Linked DNA regions of Mus musculus: region 1 is linked to region 2. The links are chromatin loops, found by intact Hi-C in ENCODE. Cell type or tissue: heart. All regions are shown on one strand. Each heading gives the region's core, and the rest is flanking DNA. Links, peaks and the distances in the headings are about the cores only.

What was found. Peaks named below come from ENCODE experiments on the same cell type or tissue, not always from the same donor. Only the 100,000 strongest peaks of a DNase experiment are listed, where the experiment ranks them.
Region 1: it touches region 2 in a loop (4-fold over the local background); 1 of 42 quality-filtered maps calls a loop at or near these places.

The regions. Positions count from the first base shown.
Region 1 is chr5:24,748,308-24,753,674 of GRCm38, reverse strand. Crygn (crystallin, gamma N) reads left to right here. Exons shown (of 4, transcript NM_153076.3): 4 at 2,486-2,673. The coding sequence ends at 2,621. Among named protein-coding and RNA genes, the nearest start is that of Gm33591, 6.1 kb to the left of the region's middle. In heart, for the core only: a CTCF peak has its summit at 2,798 (motif pointing right); DNase peaks (open chromatin) are centred at 1,694, 2,204, 2,814 and 3,764; H3K4me3 peaks cover 3,025 bases; H3K27ac peaks cover 3,974 bases.
Region 2 is chr5:25,007,790-25,013,156 of GRCm38, reverse strand. The region is part of intron 3 of Prkag2 (protein kinase, AMP-activated, gamma 2 non-catalytic subunit); the gene reads left to right. Among named protein-coding and RNA genes, the nearest start is that of 1500035N22Rik, 25 kb to the right of the region's middle. In heart, for the core only: CTCF peaks have their summits at 1,616, 1,817 (motif pointing right) and 2,635 (motif pointing left); DNase peaks (open chromatin) are centred at 1,936 and 2,476; H3K4me3 peaks cover 863 bases; H3K27ac peaks cover 1,929 bases.

The sequences.
Region 1 (5,367 bases), core at 117-5,116, 260 kb after region 2:
GAAGCCATCACCATTTTATAGAAGCACAAACTGACTGCAGTCAACTCCAGAGCCTTTCTTTCCACAGCAGAAGCCCTGCTGGGACTGCAGCCTAGGGGAGCCCCTTCTACCCTAGAGCTGGGTACCCTTCAACCTCCCCCCGCCCCCAGCAGAAGAGCCCCACAGGATCCCAGCTTCCCTGCACAGGGTTGGTGTGGGGAATCAGCTCCCATGGAATTTCTGAGGTTCAGGATCAAACCCTTCGGGGAGGGGGTCAAGGAAAGGATGAAGGGAGACAAAATGTGCTCAAAGCAGAGCCCTAGCTACCATCTTACCTGACCCCCTCCCCCAAGCAGATGATACCCGAGAGTCCAGGGGTAGGAGTCCAAAACAATTTGCCTTGAGAAATTCCCAGGCTAAGTTGTGTCTCATGAGATCAGAGGCATACTTTTGTATGGGAGATGTCAGGAGACCCAAGACAGAATCCTCCTAGCAACCCTGGGAGCCTGAGGGAGGGAAGGCAGGAGTGGACACTGGATGGAAGAGAATATAATCTCCACTTTCCAGGGAGGAGCCAGTCTCAGTGGCCAGGAGGTTGAGGCCAAGATGATGGATCCAGAGTGTTCTTATCTTTGATAACCTTAACTCTTATGTGATATAAGTCTTGTGCAGAAGTAGCTTCGAAAACGGTGATGCCCTGGGTCCCTGGTGCCCTTTCTGGGATCCGGCCAGCAGTAAAGCAGGGCTCCTCAACCACCTCCCTGTGCCAAGAGTGTTGTTCCTTGTGGGTTCCATGTCAGCTCAGGAGTGAACGGTCCCTCATACCTGTGTCCTAGGAGGCATGTCAGGAAAAGCAGGGACATCCCCCAACACTCCAACAGACTGAGCGCCCCCCCCTCTAAATTTTAAAAATGATTTTTATTTCCATACATTTGTCTTACTTGCATGCATGTCTGTGCATCACATGCATGCCCGGTGGGGTCAGAAGCAGGCATTAAATTTCCTGGACCTGGAGTTACAGACAGTTGAGAGCTGCAGTGTGGGTGCTGAGAAGCAAACCTGGCTCTGGACAAGCAGCCAGTGCTCTTATCTGCTGAGCCGCCTCCCCAGAGACCCCTTCTCTGTTGCTTTCCTCTAAGAGTTGCAGCTAGGTGAGCAAGGATGCGCAGGATTAGCTGTCACACCAGCCAGGTCCCTTTTCCTTTCAGAATGTCCACAAGAGCTCCAAGATGGCTCAGGGCAGTACAGAATAGAGACTGGCTCACTCTCTTGGAGACTCTAGCTATGTGGTGGAAGGCTGTGGTTGTAAGGAAGTGATCTGCTCGTCCCTAGCATGACACCCCCCCACACACACACCCCTTAGTTTCCAATCCCTGACCCTACTGTCAGATTGTACCATTTACCAGTTGAGGGGTCAAGATGATGAAGGGAGGGGCCTACGATGACTTGGAGTGGAAGAGCTAAGGGCTAAGGAAAAGGAAGTGAGCTATGTGACCTTTAGTTTCTCCCTCTCCCCCTCCCCCTCCCCCTCTCTCTCGGCTGAGCTGTCTGCAAGCAGAAAGGCAAGGACACTCCCTGGGAGGGAATTTGAGAAGTTTGGGACTGAGTAGGAACTGCCTAGGCACATCGCGGGAGGGAGGTTCCCCGAGAAGAGAGGTCAGAGTAATACTACAACCTGGATCTCAGCCATCTCCTCAAGAGGCCGTGAGCACCCGAGCACGCCCGAGGGAGTCCTGCCCCAGAGAAAAGCTGTTTTCTACTCTAGTGAAAGAGGGGGAGGGGAGAGCCCGAGGTAAAGACAGAGACAGCCCTCTGGTGCAGGCAGGCCTGGCGGCTCCTCCTCCCCGACTTCCTAGCTCCCTTAGGCCAGCCTCCAAACCTGAGCCCCAAGTGAGAGCGTCCACACGACGACTCTCCCTGGGTCCCACATTTACACCTCTATACTTATTAAGAACCTTTTCCTTATGCCTGTTCCCAGGAAGAGACCACCCATCCGATCTTCCCAGTTAATCTTCCTGATTCCCTGGTCCACTGGGTTGTAAAGGACAGGGGCCTGGTACACACCTTCCCCCCAAATCCCCCAACACAAGGGCGCTCTTGTCAGACCTCCTGTCCTGCCAGCTCCAGATCCTCTGTACAACGCAGGCAGCACAGCCCACTTGTACTAGAGCACAGGCACCGCCACGGCTGTTGGCTGAGTGGATACACAGTGGGAACGGTCCCCAGTTTGTGTCAGGCGTCCTGTCAAGAGCTGGGTACTCTGTGCAAAAATGGCCCTTTGGTGGGTGACTGGGCATAGTGCATCCCCAGTCGCTCTCGCTTTTGTCATGGGATGGTCAATTACTGGGCAGTCCCCATCTTGTCGAACCCCAGCACCAAGCCCGAATCAGATATCGTCAATCAAGGTAGTGAGGAGCTAGGACCGAGGGGCGGGGGCGGGGCCGGGGCCGGGGAAGCGTCCTCGTGTGGTTCCCTCCGGGTGACTCGCCCTTCCTCTGCCCTTCAGGTGGGTCCTCTATGAGGAGCCAAACTACCGCGGCCGCATGTACGTGTTGGAGAGAGGAGACTACCGCTGCTTCTCCGACTGGGGGGCCCACAGCGCACGCGTGCAGTCGCTCCGCCGGGTGCTCAACTTCTTCTAGTCCCAACTGCGTACGTGCGACCCACGGAGGCAATAAATATCCAGAAAGCGGAGTGCTGGCGGGCCTCGGAGTGCTTTCTAGGCCTCTCACCGGCTGGCGGGCCCCAACCCGGCAGGGGGAAGGAAGCCTGCTGGAGCAAGGAAGCCAACTAACTCCCTCCCCCGCCAAAGCCTAGCCAGAGCAGCAGCCGCCTCGGGGCCCAAGGCCACACGAGGGCGCCCGCGAGCAGGACGCAGGCAGGCTGTTTTCTCCTGCTAGGGGGCCACGCCCGAGAGGAGGGGCGAGGTGGCGGGGGTGGGGGTGGGAGGAGGATGAAAAATGGGGATGGGAAAGGGGGTGAAGGTGAAGGGCGGGGTGGGGGAGAAGAGGAAGCTTGCTTGCTGGGAAGCGGTGGGGGCGAGAAGAAGAGGGGCGGGGCAGGAGGAAAGAGGCGTGGGGGAGCTGGGGGTGGGGGAGAGGAAGGCCAGGGGAAGGGAGGGGCTGGCTAAGAGGAAGAGTCCTGGCTGATTTGGGAGGGAGAGGCCAGGTGATAGAGAAGGGCGGAGTCATGCCCCTGGAATCCGGGGAATGGAGACCTGGAAGAAGCTATCAGGGTCCTGAGGCACTAGACAACGACTGTCCCTGCAGGATATCACTCAGCCTCCGCCTTTGCGCGGCTCCCGGAGCAACTCTATAGAGCTTCCCTGTCATCAGATCTTTTCCAAGACATTCGGTCCGCCTTGGGGCTGGGCGTAAATCTGGAGAACACGTTTCCGGGAATGGAAGACCGGAGGAGACCCCTGCAGTGGGGTTTCTGATAAAGGGGTCCACATCCTCGAATGCCAACGTTGTTCCCCATTGAGAGAGGAAAGGCTCCTTGAGGGGGGTTGTCCAGATAAGATGGCGGCTCAGGTTATTTCCCTGCCCCTGCCTGTAGACCCTGGTCCTCCCTGACCAGTGTCTCCCACCTCTCCTGCCTCATTTCCTCCTCTACCTCCCTACACCGAAGGAAATGAGAAAAAGAATATCATTAAAAATCACTGCGTTCACACAGGTGATGCTGTCACCAGGGGCTAGGCAGAGGGCAAAGATGAATGACTCAGGGCCCTGGGTCACCCCAGGACAGTAGAGGATTGTTCTAGGTAGAGCTACGTTAAGCAGCCTCTGGGTAGAGAGCACAGGCGTATCCTCTGCCATATGAGTCCCCAGGGCTTGCTGACTCTACTGCATTCCACCAGAAGCCACTAAAGCTCAGAAAACTGACAGCTCCCAAGGGACCCTCCATCCCCTTGAGGCTTAGGCCAAGGACCCCTTGGGAAGGGAGTCTGTTTCGAGTCAACCCTGCGTGTTGCTCAGGAACAGGAGCAGACCCCTTTGTGGGAGAGTTGCAGCCAGCTTGCTTCCATGAGTGAGTAAGGCCTTCCTGGAGGAAGACAGGGCCCTGTCTGTCCTTCCTTCTCCTCCATAACCATCCACTCCAGCCCCTAACACATCAGAGGAGGGCAGAATCCAGCTGGCCCTGGCTAAGGGTCTCACACTCTTTTGCTTACTGTGAATAGCATTACTATGGGTGTTTATTGAGCGCTGACTTTATACCAGGCTCTTCAGTAGATATAATTCATGCAGTTTTACTTGATCTATACAGAGACACCCGTGCTTCTTATCACCCCTGGACAAATGAGATGGTTAGACTAAGACAGCTAAGTAACTTGCTTGGTATGACATAGCAAGCAGGATTCAGACCCATTGCCCCTACACTGAAACACATTTGCATATATTAGGATATTTGACTTGAGCTTGGGAGAAAACCAAAAGTCCTGTTCTTTGTGAAATAATGCAAACCTATCTGTTACACGCACCCTACATATGTGAAAGCGCAAGCCAGCTGTGGTGACTCAAGCCCCCCCCCCCCCCTAAGCAGAGGCAGGTAGATCACTGCAAGTTCAAGGCCAACTTGATCTACATAGCAAGTTCCAGGCCAGCCAGGAGTGAGGCCCTGTCTAAAAAAAGCCAACACCAAACACAACTAAAGAAGCCCAGCGACCTGTGAGAGGACAGTTGTTGCAGCATGGCAGTTTGCATGCAGCCATGGAGCTGTGCTCCCAACGTGAAGTGAAGCGCTTTATGATGTGTGTGTCAGTCAGTGACCATGTACTCGAGGGAAGCAGGGAGAAGAACTGGGTGACAGCAGGACTCTCACTCAGGGGTGACCCTATAGCCATACACTTTTTTGCAACCCACTTTTTTTTTTTTTTTTTTTTTGAGACAGGGTTTCTCTGTGTAGCCCTGGCTGTCCTGGAACTCACTCAGTAGACCAGGCTGGCCTCAAACTCAGAAATCTGCCTGCCTCTGCCTCCCGCATGCTGGGATTAAAGGCGTGCTCCACCACGCCCGGCTTGCAACCCACTTTTAATGAGGGTTCCACCTCTCTCTTCTAGCCCATCACCCAGCAGAGGTATGGAGGAGAAAAGGTATTAGGATATGGAGGAGGTGGACCCGTTCAGCAATGGTTCTTTGGGAACGAGTTTGATCTTTTTGGACAGCAGTTCAGTCCCATAACAAACACCAAATACAACTCAGCAGCTGCAGAGCAGCCCTCTAGGCAGGCAGATACCAGGCACAAACCAGCAGCTGCAGTCCAGTCCTTTCAGCACGCAGACACCAGGCAGCTGTAGTTCAATCCTGAAAAAACCGCCAGGCTCACCAACCAGCCTACAGTGAGGCTGTGGAGGCAAGCAAGCTGCTGCAGGAACCTTATGAGCAGTTC
Region 2 (5,367 bases), core at 77-5,076:
CTTCCCTGTGCCCAGCCTGTGTGTGCTGCAGCATGGTACACACATCACTGCTATCAGGCTGCTAAGCTTTCTTACTGCATGAAACACAAGAGTCATTTCCTGACTGAGCTGGGCCATGCTGCCCTCAGCTACAGATGACATTCTTCTTGCCTTCTTTCCTCCTACCCTAGGCCCTTTGTTACCCGAAGTCCATCATGTGCACAGTATGTCCCTTAGCACAGGTGGTGACAGACCCTGACAGCCATGGATAGCTGTGCTCTTCCTCATATCTCGCCTGAGGTAGAGCCGACTTGACCAAGTCCATCTTTCATGGGCCAGAATCTGCTTCACAGTGAGGTCAGACGTTTCCTGGATATTTGCGGAGTAGATGCTTTCTCGACAAAGCCTATGAGGGCATCCGCTGAACGGACATGGTTTCCAGAACAAGGGACAAAGACTGACATACAAAGTAGCTGAGCAGACAGTAAGCAAAATGATTCTGAGTGGCTTCATTCAGTCTGTCTGCTGACTTCAGTACTTTTATAAAAAGTGTCCTTACTGCATTGAAGCCATGTGTTTCTGTAGACACACCATCAGCGTCAGCATGCATTCTCCTATCTTGCCCCAGGTGAGCTGTGGACAAGGTATACTGTTCTCCCACATGATGACCTTCCAAAGCCGGGGTTAGAGGGGCAGAGAGGAGCATGGGAACACAAGCTGTCCTTTCCTCATTAGAAACGAAACACAGCAGTGCGAAAATGGTCACTGATATGGAGGCCGTGCTCTGCTCTCTCACACAAGACACTGGGTGGAGCCAGACAAGTATCCAGGCAGAGATCAGGAGGCCTTGGTAAGTATATCAGCTGGCTGGGCAAAGTCCTTTGGTGAAGGGACTAGCCAGGCAAACTCATCAGCTAGACTTGTAGAGGGGAAGACATTAGGCCCAAGTCTCCTCTTACACACTTCTGGGTTCTCTGAGCCTCCCCTCCCACCTTAGTTTATCTCTTAAAAAGTTCATCTTTGAGTGTGTGTGTGTATGTGTGACATGTCTGTGTGCATATGCATGTATGTGTGTCTATGTGACATGTGTGATGTATGTGTTGAGTGTATTACATGTGTATCTGAGTGTGAAAGTGATTTGTATGTGACATGTTTATGTGACATGTATGTATCTTTGACTTATGTGTGTACATGTATGTGAGAATGACTTGTGTATGATGTGTTATTGTGACGTGTATGTATCTGTGACACATGTGTGTGCATGTGTACATGTGTGCGTACATGCCTGTGTCTGTGTGTATACACACATATGGAGGCCAGAGGTAAACTTTAGATATCATTCTTCAGTTATTGTCCACCTCATCTTCTGAGATGGGTTCTTTTCATTGGCCTGGAGCTCCCACGTGGTGTTTCTGGTTGGCCATTGAGTCCCAGGGGTTCCCCATCTCCCCCCTCTGAGCTCTGAGATTGCAGTGCACCCTACATGTGGGTATCAAGCTCGAGTTCTCATGCATGCACAGCAAGCACTTCGTCAAGTTGGTTGTCTACTTAGCCCTAAAAAGTTCATCCTGTCATCTGAGATGAGCTGAGATGTCTTGTGCTACATTTAACCACTTGGGGCAGCCACTGCACCATCTAAGTCTTCACCACATTCAAGGAGCGATGCCTTTACTACTGGCCTCCTTTCCACCTTTGTTTTCTGGATCTTTTCTTACATCTAATTTCACTCACACAGTGTGGGGGTGTGTAAAATGAGAGAGCATAGCTGGGGTCCCGTTGTCCTGGGCCTGTCCCATCAGTTGCTTACATTTTTCCTGGCTTTTTGGTACTGTGGCCACTAGGGGGTGCTATAGCCTCACATGCTGAACCTTGAGCAGGCGCTGCTGTGAGAAAAAAGCAGGAACCGTCCCTGCACGTGTCTCGTCCTAGCAGAATCAGGAGGCCAAAAGGAAGGTTCACACCTCTGGCACTGGGCAGGCCACAGCAAACAAGCTGATCCCTGCCATCCTGGAGGCAAGCGGGACATACGTGGCCAAGGCATCACCATGCTGTGTCAAGTGCTGGGAAGAAAATCAGAAGGGTGACGGGGTGCTAGGTGTAGGGGAGTCAGGGGCAGCCTCTCTGATGGGAAGGAGTCAGAGAGGGCTCTGCTGGACAGCCCAAAGATGGCGTGCCAGGCAGGAGAATGCAGGGCATTTTTTTCCAGTCCTGAGGAAAAGAGCTAGCCAGCTAGCTACAGGTGAGGTCAGGAAGGTGGGGCCTCAATGGTGGAGCCCAGGGCTCTTTAAATGAATGGTTGGGAAAGCCAGAGGAAGGGTGTGCCCTTTGCATAAGCTTGTGTGGCTGCTGCTCAGACTACAGCTGGGACTGAGGGCCATCCGAGAGCCACTGAAACAGACCTGACATCAAGCCAATGGGCTCCAGCCTCCCTGGGGACGTCACTTCAGGCTTGTTTTCCTCTAGAAACTCTTGCTTAACTATGCTTGGCTTAAGCCGTCCTCCTGTGTGTGAGCTGAACTCTTACCACAAATCCCTCTGCAGTCTGTTGCCTCCTGACTGGCTTCTCTCGCTCCTCTCTTTGGAAACCACGCGCTGGGCTTGACTCTTCTCTCAGCTCTTCCCGTCTCACCCACTCTACCGCCACCATCCGGCCAGTCCCAGTTAGTGCATGGAGGGCCACCCACAGCAGAGCTCTAGCCTCAGGGCTGACAGTGGAAGGCACTGTAACCTGGAGGCCTGTTGCCTTCTGCGCTCTGTTGGGCTGAGACCAAGAACTCAGCTCCTCTTGTTCCTTTCCCTTCTCCTGCAGATCAGAATCGTCCTGACTGAGGTTTAGACTAAGATAGACTTTACAGCTAGCATGAAAACAAGTAGCAGCTGATGATGCATGGTGTGGCAGTGGCACTGGGACCTGAGATGGAAACATTGGGTCAGCTCCTCCAGCCCCACTGAGCAATACACAGAATCTTGTCTTAATAGCACACTGACGTTGCTGATGGAACTGCTTTGGGGCCTTATCTTTGTCCCACTAGGAAAAAAAAAAGGAATAAAAAAATCTCTGTCCTGGGTTCCACCTCTTCTGATTACACAAAGGCTGTTCCAGCCCTCAGATTAACACAGCCCTCAGCAAGACAGGTGGAAATCAAAAGATGGAGAACACACCCTGGCCCCTGGGCTATTTGCATCTGTGGGATACTTGAAAACCTGCGAACAAGTCATGCAAATGAAGCCAGCGGCTTCCCTGCTGCTCGTTTGAATTCTTAACTGCTGTTTGCAGTAAGAGATACATTGGAGAGCTTGGGGGGTGATTCAGTTCTGTGTGCTGGGAGTCTGAGTTCAAGTCCCAGAACCAAGGTAAAAAAAATCTAGGTGAGTGTGGTAGCAGCCTGGGAGGAGAGGAGGCTGGGAGGAGACCAGAGGACCTCTAGGACTTGCTGGCCAGCCAACCTCAACTAATTTAGTGAGAGACTGTCTCAAAAAGCAAGGTGGATGGAGCCTGAAGGACGGCTGAGATGATGGCCTCCAGATACCACAGTTACACCCCTGTACACACATTCCCTTCCCCATCCCTGCCCCTGCCCCCCTCTGCCTTGTGAACACACACACACACACACACACACACACACACACACACACGATGTTGTCATCCAGCATAGAACCCCCTTCTCATGACACGGGATTTCCTCTGGAATCTCTTCGTTGTCTCTGATTTTAGCATGCTTTATCAGATAAGACCGCTGATTTTTATGATCTGGGTGGAGAGAGTGATTGCAGTCTGGAAAATACAACCCCAGATGGTCAGAGACGTAGAGATGAGTTTGAAAGGCCTGCCAGTTGAGTCTGGCTAGGGTGTGGAGAGTGGGACTGGCAAGATGCACTCTGGCCAGAGATGGAGAAGTATCTTTCCTTGCTCAGTCTTGACCGAAGTCAGATGTACAGACCACCAAAGGAATGTCATTGCTGTGTGTGGTTACAGTGCTCCAGATCTTCCAGGAAGACTAAGTAGAGGGACTGGACATCCCCCCCACCCCCACCCGCTTGCTCTGAGTGTGGCTCTTTATCAGAGTGTGTGCCTTCACAGCCTTTGAAATTCAAATGAGCTTGCAGAGAAGTTTATTTAACTTAAGACTTCAGCCCCTTTCACACCACTGCGGCATTGGAACCCAGACAGCCCTTCTTTTATAGCCCAGCAACTGGGAGTTTATTTTTCAAATAAAAGTCTGTTTTCCCATAAAACGCTGAAGGTTTCGTGCAGTGCAGGGGAGGAGTACACCCCAGTTTTCAAGGCTTCAGTTTGGAGTCTGCAAGTCTACAATTTACACGCCAAGGGCTTTCCCGGGACTGAGGGGGCCCTGCCCCGGCTTGCCCTGCAGAACAAACTCGGGGCAGTGGGGCAGCCTATGTGGACCAAAGGGCCACAGAGCAGGAACCAACGGGCTAAGGCTTTATAAACTGGAGTAAGTTCGCTCCTCTAGCCCCAGGGTCTAGACTCACAGCTCTGCACCAGCTCCAGCACCTTCTCCTGAAGACACCTCTCTCATCCCCTGCCTCTCAGGGTCCTGCAGGGAAGTGGAACTTGTGTGCGCTGAAAACAGATGGGCTTAGTCCAGACTTAGATGGTTACAGTCACGTGGTTCTGTGGCTGTGAGGGTAAAGAGTGGAGATGGAACCACGGGAGCCTGAGAGTCCTAGAGATTAGAAACAAAGCCCTGCCTACCTCCCTGCGTGGGAGAGTTAAGAAAGAAAGAAAGAAAGAAAGAAAGAGAGAGAGAGAGAGAGAGAGAGAGAGAGAGAGGAAGGAAGGGAAGAAGGAAGGAAGGAAGGAAGGAAGGAAGGAAGGAAGGAAGGAAGACAATGTAGACCAGCCAAAGGTGCCCAGTGGAGGATGGAACCTGAACAATGGCTGCTCAAAAGGAATGGCAGCCATAGGAACTGTACCCAAGCCGGACATTTCCCAAGGCCTGACCGCTACAGCCCCACCAGCCCCACCGAGAAGGCGGGGCATCTCTCAGCAGGATCCGTGACCCCTGGGAAATGGAAGAGCAAGGAGTAGGTGAGAGAACACACATAGTATAGAGGACATTAAGTGGCTGTGGGGCCATGTCACTGGGCCTTGGTGACAGATCCATTGGGTTCCTCCTGACACTTGAGAGACAGGAGCCTCGCCCTACAGTCCAGTAGCAGCAGCACATTGGTAATGGACACTTGTACACCTTTCCCTGACAGGAGCCCTGGCATGCTTCCTTCCATAGCATGTGTTTGGTGTGTACCTGGGTCATCACTGTGGGTCTCTGATGGTGCATTTTTGCTGTTAGCTTTCAGAGGACTCCATGGGGCCTGGGCATGGGTTCAGACACTGGAGAGACAGAGAGTGGGGATCACTAGCCT